2 separate regions of the Homo sapiens genome follow, and region 1 is linked to region 2. A link is a contact called in ENCODE Hi-C or POLR2A ChIA-PET data. All regions are on one chromosome and are shown on one strand. Each heading gives the region's core, a stretch centred on a gene start or an enhancer-like site at or near the end of the contact. The rest is flanking DNA. Distances are from core to core; before and after follow the strand shown.

What was found. Hi-C counts contacts between places; a loop is a spot of excess contacts on that map. ChIA-PET counts read pairs that join two places held with the same protein, here RNA polymerase II (POLR2A). Pooled maps may share reads with other maps.
Region 1: a loop to region 2 is called in a map of HepG2, with 9 times the contacts of the local background. The contact joins two enhancer-like sites. A Hi-C loop is called at or near these places in 4 of 168 maps with a recorded cell type or tissue (CD8-positive, alpha-beta T cell, HepG2 and naive thymus-derived CD4-positive, alpha-beta T cell) and 7 of 50 pooled maps. POLR2A ChIA-PET finds 5 or more read pairs at or near these places in 1 of 52 experiments (Panc1).

The regions. Positions count from the first base shown.
Region 1 is chr2:238,555,108-238,560,931 of GRCh38, reverse strand. It overlaps LINC01107 (long intergenic non-protein coding RNA 1107), which reads left to right and starts at 5,433. Exons shown (of 3, transcript NR_037809.1): 1 at 5,433-5,824. RefSeq lists an enhancer at 4,465-4,966. Within about 2 kb of position 1,896, at least 3 of the 41 ENCODE cell types and tissues checked have a DNase peak (open chromatin) inside an H3K27ac peak, as active enhancers do.
Region 2 is chr2:238,367,609-238,373,647 of GRCh38, reverse strand. All of the region lies in intron 15 of TRAF3IP1 (TRAF3 interacting protein 1), which reads right to left. Among named protein-coding and RNA genes, the nearest start is that of TRAF3IP1, 50 kb to the right of the region's middle. RefSeq lists a silencer at 6,017-6,039. Within about 2 kb of position 3,989, at least 3 of the 41 ENCODE cell types and tissues checked have a DNase peak (open chromatin) inside an H3K27ac peak, as active enhancers do.

The sequences.
Region 1 (5,824 bases), core at 647-3,146, 190 kb before region 2:
GCACTGCAGCCAGCAGGAGCCCCTGAAAACACATCTCGGATCACGACACCATTTCTCGGTTGCACTTGAATGAAACGTTCCTACCACACTGTCCGGGTCTGTCCCTACCAGCCCTTCCAACCTCCTTTCTCCAAACCCTGAGTGCCCTCCTGGCCCAGCCCTGCCCCTCTGACCTGTTTCAGTTTCTGAGCTGCACCGAACTCTTGTCCGTTTGGTGCCTCCAGTGCTGTCCCTTCCCTTCCTTGGGCGTGGAGAGGCCTCCATGTGTGCTCCCTGTCCCAGGAATATTCCCAGCACTTGCACGGTGGTGATTCATGAGTCTGTCTCCCTCGAAGGCTGGAGCTCAGGAGCTGGGACCCTCCACCTCACCGCCTGCCACGCCCCAACCCCAGCAGTGTCCCGCACGAGGAAGGAGCTGTAAGTACTGATGACTGGCACACTCGGGCCTCCTGCCCTCTGGCAGCTGAAATGTGAATGGCCAGTGTTGTGTGCTGGGAGAGGGAGGGTGGGAGAAAGGAGGCGGCCCCAGCCATCCTGGTGTCTCCTGGAGGTGGCAGTGCAGGCCCAGGACCTCGGGCCTTCCCTCACTGGCCGGGCGTCCTCCCAGTCCCTCCCATGCTGGGTGTCCAGACAACAACCCACAGGCCCAGAGGCCACTCTGGTCTTAGTCTTGGTCCAGGCCAAGCAGGGACTGGACCTGCTTGGTGAGGACTGTGGAGAGGACTGTGACCTCTCCATCCATCTGTTTCTGAACCTAAAAAATGGCCAAAGGGGAGGAAGAGGAGGACGATGGCCCCCAGGGCCAGCTCCACAGGTGTGAGGCCTGGGCAGACTCATAGGGCCCGGCTGAGCCCACAGGGACCCCACGCTCTGTTCAAGGCCTGGCCATCGCTGCCTTGGAAGTCTGAAGGCCTTCTGAACTGGGGGCCTCCAATTCCATTTCACCCTGGGCCCCATAAACAGCACACCCAGGCCTGAGAGCGCCTATGCAAGAGAGCTGTGGGCTGAGGGCTGAGGGCTAAGGCGCTGGCTGCCAGGCTGCACCAGGCTTGCAGGGACCGCTGGCCTGACTCCTCACAGTCTGAAGACACCTGAGGACTCCTGCGGCCATTGGCCACCCCCGCCGCAGGAGGCAAGTGCTGGAGAAGCTCAGCACCTTTTGCTTCTCTCCCCCACTGCTGTGGAGCCCCCTCTATGTGCTGAGAAAAGCCAGGCCACTCCAGGAACTCACCCTGCAGCTTCCCGTGGACACGTTACAGCTCCTGCCCCTCAAGCTTGGCGGGGGGATTGTAAACCCCTCTCCCCTCCCAGGTGGGCCCTCGCCAGGGCAGCTTTATGACAGGGATGATGGGCCTCGAAGGGGAGAGAACTCTGTTGAATATCAATATCCGGGCTCATTAGGAAGGAGATATTTCAAGAATTATATATGCAAACAGTGAAAAGGCAAATGGTTTTAATAATAACTTATTAAAAGGCCTTTCCCCGGACTGAGAGTCCCATAGCGCATAAAGCCCCCAGCACTTAGCGGGATGGATTTAAGCAGCAGAAGGCACGCGCCGTGCAATTCTCCCCATAGCTCTGCTGACACGGGTCCCGTCTTGGGGGCTCTGGTCTGGTTTGTTTTTCAGCGGCCCAGGAGGCTCGGGTCTGGCTGGGTGCTGGGTTCCCATGGCTGCTTCTGGCTGCAGCTTGAGCCGAAACGTAGACTCCATTCTTCCAGAGCTTTCCGAGGGCACACTATAAACCCAAGCCGGCCCTAGTGAGGCACCTCCTCTTTGTGCCTCAGTCTCCTGCATCTGTGGGTGGGGAGGGGCTGAAGTCATGGGCTCTGAACCTTCTCCACGGTGGGCACCCCCCTCTGTCCGGATCGCTGCCAGCTATGCTTGGATGGGCCCAGGACAGAGGGCAGCAGAGCCGGCCGAACCTGGCACTCAGGCGCCAGCCCCACAAGAGAGCCTCAGTTGAGGGATGAAATCCAAGATTATTTAAATACCTTCTGTTCTAACTTTGAAAAGCAGATGAGAGAAACACTTGAGTTGACCTCTGAAAGTACAGCCTCTAAAAGCGGGCTCTTGAATTCACTTCACCTCATTTCCATCATCCACAACACTTTTTCCGTTGTGTGTTAATAGCTCTTGAGAAAACGAGGTTGGCTCAGCCGGAGGTGGGATGGGCTTCCCTGGAGGACCGGCCATGGGAGGGTAACGGAAACCCACAGGGCACCGGGTGACTGCCTGGGGAGTGGGGTGCAGGGGCAGGACACCAGCCCTGGAGCCCTGGAGGGGCCCAGAAGACCCTCACTCCCTGAGGGAGGCCAGGACTAGAGGCGAGGTAAGGGAAGCCAGTTCCTGGACACAAAGAGGGAGGCCAGGGGAGGAAGGGCCGAGCGCCAGATTGGAGCCCTGGTAGCCGCCAAGGCGATGGAGCTCTGCAGGCGGCAGGTGTGGGCTCAGGGACCTCAGCTGGGCCAGAGAAAGACCCAGTGCAAGAGTCAGGAAGTGCTGTTCTGGGCAGGGCCTTGGACAGCAAAATCCAGCACCCATTCTACAAGGAGAAAATCAAGGGGCAGACAGGCAAGGCACGGCCCCCAATTCTCACGGGCAGTTGGGGCTGAGCTGGGGTCTGCACTCGGTTCCTACACCTCAAGGCAGAGCCCACTCCAGCAGGCCAGTCTGCACAAGGCTGGACCAGTTAAGGAATGCAATGCAAGCAACTGGCTGCTCCCAATGTGAACAGCTTAGTGTGAACTCTGCGCCAAGCTGGACAGGGCAACGCCCAGCCCTATTTAATCGATGTATAATGAAGTCGGGGTCCATCAGTAGGCCCTCGGGGACCCCACCCTGACTTGCCCTTCCAGCCTGACCTCCTTGGGAGTACAGCTCAGCCCCTGACCGCACCCCACACACACCCAGCCCCACGGAGCCACTCCCCTAGGATCTCCCCGACTCCAACCACACTAGACCCAGCCCCGCTTCAGAGTGACCAATTCCCTCCCATTTGCCTGGACCTCAGGGTGGAGAGGGGACTGTTTCCCTGAATGCAGGACTTTCCCTTTTAAAACCAATGAAGTCCCAGTCAAACCAAGATGAGCTAGAGACCCTAGCCCTCTTCTTCCAGCCTCATTCCTTCCTTCACATCCCCACAGCCCAGGCCAGTCTGCCCCTTCGGCGGGGGCCTTTCCCATGCCCCCAGCCTGACTGTCCTCGTGGGGCCTCCCTGCCATTGACCACTTTCCTGCCTGACCCAGAGACACCCAGGCACAGTGCTCCCAAATTACCCCATCTGCAAGCTCCTCTGTTGCCTGCAAGGCCCTGCCTGTTGCAGTGTGAAACACACAACCTAAAGGGCGCCCTGTGCTGGGACAGACCCTGGGAGGCAGCCCTGCTGACAGCAGGCCCTCTGACACAAGTGAGACAAGGCGGAGGGCAAGGGCCTTCTGGGGGCATTTTGGGGAAAGGAAGGTCATTTACACTATTCCAATATCCCAGCTCTGTGGGGAAGCTGTGGGGCCCGGAGCGAGGGTCTTCTCTTCCAGCAGGGTGACTGCTCAGAACGCAGTAGTTAAACAAAACATCGTGGAGACTTCTTCTGTGAAGCACGCATTCATTTGAGGTCTCCTCCCATCCACCATTTTGCTGCCCCCTCCGACCCCACAGACCAACATTAGGGAGTGAGTGTACGATCCCCGGGAGCCCGTTTCCAACAGGCTGTCCAGTTCTGTGGGACCCCCGAGCCAAGCTTGTCTCAGGATCGTGGTGTGCAGAGAAAGCTAATGGACGACCTGAACTGTGCCACTGTCAGCCAGCAGCCTGTGCTGGGAATCGCTGAGATGACCCTCCACAGTATCTTGGGGCTGGTGACAGCTGGGAGTTACCACCCCAGTCCTGAAAGGCAAGGGGCTGCCGGAGTAGCTAATGGCAGCTGGAGAGAGACCCGCCTGTCGTGGGTTGGGAGCTGGAGAGAGACCCGCCTGTCATGGGTTGGGTTTTTCAGAAGCAGGAGTTGAGACAAAGTCAGGATACAAGATGTTTATGAGGGTCCAGCACCTGGACAGGAGGGAGAAGCGGGTGGAGGGAGACGTTCAACTGTGGTACAGGCCTGTCTGGAAGCTCCCAAGTGCACAGTACCCATCCAGCATCCCACCTCGGGTCTCCCAAGACCCTCTCCCAGTCTCCGGGTGTTAGCTGGGCATGAAAAACTTGGCCCAGGCCGGTTGGGGCTCATCACTGGGAAGATCCTGAAGAGCTAACAGGTGGAAGCCATGTTCTGACCACTCCCCAAAGCTGGGAGCAAGTCCTTCCTGGAAGGGGCATCTGGGTGGCACATCTCCAAGTCTGTCACACAGGCCGAGAGGAGCCGAGAGATCAGCAGAAGGGCAGAAGTTGAGACGTTTGAGTGTAGGCAGAAGTAGAAGGCAAATGACAGCAACAGACAGGGTGGGAGCCAGGCGGCCTTGCCCAGCTCCTGCCCCCTTCTACTCTCTCTCCCTGGCTGCCAACCTGACCAGAAGCCAAAGAGCAGAGAAGCCGCTGGGGTCTGGCCCATGCAGTCAGCCTCCTGCAACACAGAGCGTGGCGAGGATGGAGGTGGGTCTGGACCAGCGGTAGACAGCCAGCACCATGGTCAGCAAAGCATGGCACTGTCCCTAAAGATACAGGGCTTTGACAGTCAGCAAAGCATGACACCGCCCCTAAAGATACAGAGCTTCGCCAGTCAGCAAAGCATGGCACTGTTCCTAAACATACGGGGCTTCGTTTTCCTTTGATTATTATTACTTGCATTTGAAGGAGCTTGGAAAGCATGAGAAAGATTACAGAAGGCTAAAACACACACACACACACACATACACACACACACACCATGCACACATGCACATGCGTGCACAGACAGGAACACACACTTGCCACGTACACACACATCATGCATGATACACATCACACACACATATGCATGTGCACACATGCACACAGGCACACACACACAGCATGCACACACATCCCATAAATATGCACATGTATGCACACATGCTCATATAGGCACACACTCTCACACACCATGCACACACACACAAGCTACACTTCGTTGCGTTGATTCTTTTACAGCTTTCTCAAATGTTTCTACAGATGTTGGTGCATTTCAATATGTTAACACTTCTTCAATTAATTTTAATAATACATACTTTTCAAAAATTACCTTCTTCAACTACGTTTTCAAACTCTTTTAACTTAGAATGGTAAGAATTGTTCTCTGTAAATTCTGGTTTATCCAAGGCTAGTCTTATGAGGGGAATTTGTGTTTTCTTACATTTCTTCTTGGTTAACAAGTTAGTAGATTATCTATTCGATTTTTCTAGAGTCAGCTCTCAGGCTTCATTTATCAATTCACTTGTTTCCATCTTTGAATTCATTATTTCTGCTGTTATCTGTAGTCCTTACTTCTGCTTTCCTTGGGTTTGTTTGTCTTTCATTTCAAGTGATTTCTTAATTTCCTTTAACAGTTTTTAAACTGTGGAATTATTTTCTCAGTATAGTCCAAGCTACATCTAATAAGCTCTAGCATGTAACTTTTTCTTTTTTGTTCTTTTCTAAATATTGTGTCACTGCTGATTTGGTTTTTCTCTTTTATCCATGAGATGACTGTTTTAAGTTCCCAGGAAGCGAGTCTTCTTGTTCCAATTTATTCCTGAATTTTTATTTTGACTGTCATTACACTGTAGTTAGGAGATGTGACCTCTACTGTCTCCAGCATTTAGAATGTATTGCGGATCCAGGGACACAGCAAGTCAGGTGGGCTCTGTCGCAAGGATGGTTACAACATAGACTAC
Region 2 (6,039 bases), core at 2,740-5,239:
ACTCTAAAGTTCATATGGAACCAAAAAAGAGCCCGCATTGCCAAGACGATCCTAAGCAAAAAGAACAAAGCTGGAGGCATCACGCTACCTGACTTCAAACTATACTACAAGGCTACAGTAACCAAAACAGCATGGTACTGGTACCACAACAGAGATGTAGACCAATGGAACAGAACAGAGGCCTCAGAAATAACACCACACATCTACAACCATCTGATCTTTGACAAACCTGACAAAAACAAGAAATGGGGAAAGGATTCCCTATTTAATAAATGGTGCTGGGAAAACTGGCTAGCCATATGTAGAAAGCTGAAACTGGATCCCTTCCTTATACCATATACAAAAATTAATTCAAGATGGATTAAAGACTTAAATGTTAGACCTAACACCATAAAAACCCTAGAAGAAAACCTAGGCAATACCATTCAGGACATAGGCATGGGCAAGGACTTCATGACTAAAACACCAAAAGCAATGGCAACAAAAGCCAAAATACACAAACGGGATCTAATTAAACTAAAGAGTTTCTGCATGGCAAAAGAAACTACCATCAGAGTGAACAGGCAACCTACAGAATGGGAGAAAATTTTTACAATGTACCCATCTGACAAAGGGCTAATATCCAGAATCTACAAAGAACTTAAACAAATTTACAAGAAAAAAACAAACAACCCCATCAAAAAGTGGGCAAAGGATATGAACAGACACTTCTCAAAAGAAGACATCTATGCAGCCAACAGACACGTGAAAAAATGCTCATCATCACTGGTCATCAGAAAAATGCAAATCAAAACCACCATGAGATACCATCTCACGCCAGTTAGAATGGCAGTCATTAAAAAGTCAGGAAACAACAGATGCTGGAGAGGATGTGGAGAAATAGGAATGCTTTTACACTGTTGGTGACAATGTAAATTAGTTCAGCCGTTGTGGAAGACAGTGTGGTTATTCCTCAAGGATGTAGAACTAGAATTACCATTTGACCCAGCAATCCCATTACTGGGTATATACCCAAAGGATTATAAATCATTCTGCTATAAAGACACATGGACATGTACGTTTATTATGGCACTACTCACAATAGCAAAGACTTGGAACCAACCCAAATGTCCATCAATGATAGACTGGGTAAAGAAAATGTGGCACATATACACCATGGAATACTATGCAGCTATAAAAAAGGGATGAGTTCATGTCCTTTGCAGGGACATGGATGAAGCTGGAAACCATCATTCTAAGCAAACTATCACAAGGACAGAAAACCAAACACCACATGTTCTCACTCATAAGTGGGAGTTGAACAATGAGAACACATGGACACAGGGCAGGGAACATCACACACCGGGGCCTGTCGGGGGGCAGAGGGCTGGGGGAGGGATAGCATTAGGAGAAACACCTAATGTAAATGACGAGTTGATGGGTGCAGCAAACCAACATGGCACATGTATACCTATGTAACAAACCTGCACATTGTGCACATGTACCCTAGAACTTAAAGTATAATAAAAATGAAAAAGAAAGTGGAGAAAAAAACTTTTAAATGAATGTTACTTTAATGTGATTTTACTTCCCTTGACTCCCTCAACCCTACCATCTATTATTATTATGTTATTCTTCCACAAAACTATTTTTTCAAGAACTAGTTTAGGGATTTTGCATTCAATTCTGTAGTTATACTCAATTCTATATGCTTAATCAGTTTCAATAATCAATTTTAATTCATTTCACCTATACCAATGCTGCCCAATAGAAATATGCAAGCCATATACGTAATTTAATATTTTCTACTAGTTTCACTTTAAAAGTAAAAAGAAACAGATGAAATTAGTTTCAATAAATTTTATTTAATGTGATATATACAAAATCATTTCAACATGTAATCAATATAATAATTTCTAATGAGATAGTTTATATTCTTCTTTTCCAACACCATATTTGAAATCTGGTGTGTGTTTTATACTTAGGATATATTTCAGTTGGGATTCGTCAGTTTTCTAATACCCCCACCACATGGGCGAGTGGCCACTGCGCTGGTCATCCCAGGCCCACACTCAGGCTTTCCTTAGGCTTAGGTTTGGAAGAATATAAGAACAATCTTTTTTTGAGCTCTTGCATTATCTGGATGTGTCTTCCACTGTTTTTATGTATGAAATGACAATCTAGCTAAATAGTAAGAATCTTGGGTCAGTTTCTTTCTCTCCAAATGTTGAAGCAACTGTTCCTTTTTCTTCTGGCATTTAGGGCCACAGAGAAGTCTACAGCAAATCTGACTTTGGTTCTTTTCAAAAGAACCTATTTTTTCTTGATGTACAATATACTTGTAGGATTGTTTTTGGTTGTTCCCCCCACCAAAAAAAACAAAAACAAACCGAAAAAAACACCTGATCTCAACAATACTGCCAATATTGTGAGTTTCCTTTTTACCTGGCACATGAAAGCCCTTTTCAAGTGCAGACTCATAGAAGGTCAAGCTTCACGCTCTTTACGAAAAGTACAAAGCACCTCTAAAAAACAGACTTTCAATGTCGCATTAACTGAGATCAGAAAGCTAGTAAACTTCGTTCTTATCACATTTTACTCAGAAATCTATATTACTGTCCAAACGACAAATGTCCAAATTGTGGCAGAAAACCACATTACAAGAGAACTATGCCCGCTCCCTAGCACTCAGAGGCCTCGTGATGGGCTTAAAGCACCCCCTGGTGTTAGCATGGGGCTCACCAGAGGCTACAGCATGAAAAATGTCCGTAATTCCCCTAAATGCACATAGCTTCGTTTTTCACCTCTGGCAAGTGCTTCCCCACATTTTATCATTCATTCCCTTCCACTTCCCCCTTTCTCTTCTAACTTCTGTTCAACTGGCGATGAAATTCATCTCTTCAACAGTTGATGACATGCACTTAACGTCCACTGCTATGCTAGCCACGAGAGGGAGATGAGAGGCACTGGTCTTCACCTTATGAGATGCCCATTCCAGGGGAAAGTCAGTAACTGATCTTCCCTCCTGAGCCATTTGGTCCTGAAGCCATGAAGTGGGCAATGCCAGGGAAGCATGTACACTAGGCTGGGGGTGGGAGAGCCCGGGGTAGGGAGAATGGAGGCAGGAGCCCAGCACAGGAGGGAGAGGGCACCCACACGGCCAGGGAGACCAGGTAGGGAGGGCACAGACATTTGCACACACACATGTACACACACATACACAGACATGCACATACACATATATCACAGACATAGCCATGCATATATACACATGTACACATGCATGCAGACATGCACACGTATACATGTATACACTCAGACACGCACACATACGCATACACAGACATGCACAATACAGACATAAACATACACACATGCACACACAGACACAGACATTCACATAGACATGCACACACATATATACACATGCACACTTACAGACACACATACACGTTCACATATATACACACATACATACAGACATGCACACACGCATATATAACAAACACAGACACATACATTTTCCCCCTCTAGCTCTGTTCACTGAGATGACCTGAGAGCTGAACCTCCAAAAGTGGCAAACACTCCATTCTCCAATCAAAGGACCCAGGTCTCCTGGGGAAATGGCTGATTCTGGGGCTGGAGCAGGGAAAGAACAGGATGAGCCAGAAAGCAAGGAACAGCTCAAAGAATGCTGGGCGCAGGCTGAAAGGACACAAAGCCAGCTTGAAGGAGCTCTCCAGAGCCAAATCTGAGGCCATCTGCGCATGAAAATCATGGCAGTAAGAGATTACAGCCCACAGAGTCCAAGTGGAAGGCACAAGCCCATAATGATACAAACAAATGATTAAACTTAGTGAAGCACAGGGTACTTCGATTGTACAAAGTACTTCCTCCAAAATGCTAGTAATTACAAAGAGAAAAGGAGCGGCTTGACTGCAGAGAAGCTGGCAGACAGCATCCACATCGAGAGGCCACGGAGAGCGTCTGCAGTCAGGAACAATCTGAAACCTTGAACCACTCAGCAAGACGCAGCAAAGGCAGCACAGCCTCGTTTCTGGAAGGTTTCGGCCCAGGATGCAAAGTCTGACTCTAATCACAAGGAAACACCACACAAACCCAAACCGGGGGCCAGTCAGGAAAATAGCTGTACTGTTCAAAACTGTCAAGGCCAAATCAAGGGAAGAGCACAGACTGTTTGAGACTGAAAGAAACTTACAAAACACCTAACTCATTCTGGACTGGATGCTTCTGCAACAAAAAGCAGCAGAGCCAGAAAGCTCCCGCATGGAAGACAGTGGAACGCGCTCCACTTTTAATATCACTACCATTAATCTCTGAAGGCTCTGAAGTTCCCAAAAGTGTCTTTCACAAGTGAATGCTTTGCCTGCTTCTAAACCCGCTTTTCTTAGAAAGCTAATTTCAAAATTGTTAAAAATATATATTTACTTTAATTGCTTGGTTATTACTATTAAAATAACAGCATTATTTTCTATCATTTTTTACTGTAAATGAACTCTACTTGTACAAAGTACTTTTATTGTAGTACAATAAAAGCTTTGTTAAGCTACCTAGAAACCCAGTCAGAACCCAAAATACTAATATACAGAAATTACTCCCAAGTTTTAAAAACTAACATGGTGCATCATGTAAGAGTATAGACACAGTGTATTTTATTTACAAAGTATTTATCAATGGCCAGGCGCAGTGGCTCACGCTTGTAATCCCAGCACTTTGGGAGGCCGAGGCGGGTGGATCGCCTGAGGTCAGGAGTTCAAGACCAACCTGGCCAACATGGTGAAACTCTGTCTCTACTAAAAATAAAAAAAAATTAGCTGGACATGGTGGCAGGCGCCTGTAATCTCAGCTACTAGGAAGGCTGAGGCAGGAAAATCACTTGAACCTGGGAGGCAGAGGGTGCAGTGAGCCGAGATCACGCCATTGCACTCCAGCCTGGGCAACAAGAGTGAAACTCCGTCTCAAAAAAAAATTATTAATAACAATATCTAAAATAAATGTATTTCTACTTTATTTTCATTTTTTTTCTTTAAGGGATTTAAGAATATTCCTGAAAATATAAAACTTACATAGAGCAAAGCCTGGTATAATACAAGCCCTTCACTAAGTGAATGTCAGTCCTGCCCTCTGTGACAAGTATTGTAAGTATTATCAAGAGGCTTTATTAGTTTAAAAGGGGTCACATCTGGGGATGGAGGAAGTCTACTGGCCAGAAGAAACCGTACGGAGATTTCAATCAGAAAAACCTTAATAACAGTCCAATATGAAAAATTATATATGCATCACTGCTATAAATAGGAAATCGAAGCATTTTAATGCCAAGAATCTTAGTGTTTCTTTACTCTAAAATATCCCCTATAATCCATACCCTGGAGAAAAGTAATAAAGTTGTGCCATTGTTTCGTCCATTTCAGCCCTCCTGAGCCTGCTTTACCCACATTAAATTAAAAACTCAATAAAACCTAATTCATTCAGCCAAGTCCTGTTCCTCTAGTGATAGCTCTTCACTGGAAGCTGCTTTTCAGGTCAGAAACAGACAGCAAGGAATAATAGATGGGAACTAGAAAAATACATGTGTGTCTCACAACAGTAAGCACAAGTGAATATGTTTTGGAAAGGACAAAAATACTAACTAACACTTTTTAAAAACACAAATTTCCCTTTTTTTTTTCAAAGGGAAGCTGAAGAAATATGGAATTTAAGGATTAAAATAATTCTCGAAATAAGTTGCTCCAAAAAAAGCAGCTCAACGCGCCCACCCCGCACTGAGACAGGGAGGCACAGGCTCCGGGCCTGGGGCATGCTGGAGCCGCGGTGCTGCTCCCTCCTGTGGTCAGAACCTGTACTTTGGGGCTAGATAAGAGTTTGGATCCAGGCTCTGGAGTGCAAGGCCTTGGGCAAGGGACTGAGACTCTCCTAAGCCTCAATTTCCTCAGCAGTGAGTTGTGGTGCAGGTGCAGGAGGCCATGCGTGGGAAGCCCTGCACAGAGAGGGCTCGGTGGCGCAGGCTCTCGGTCCCACCGCGGTCTCTCCCGTGTCCCA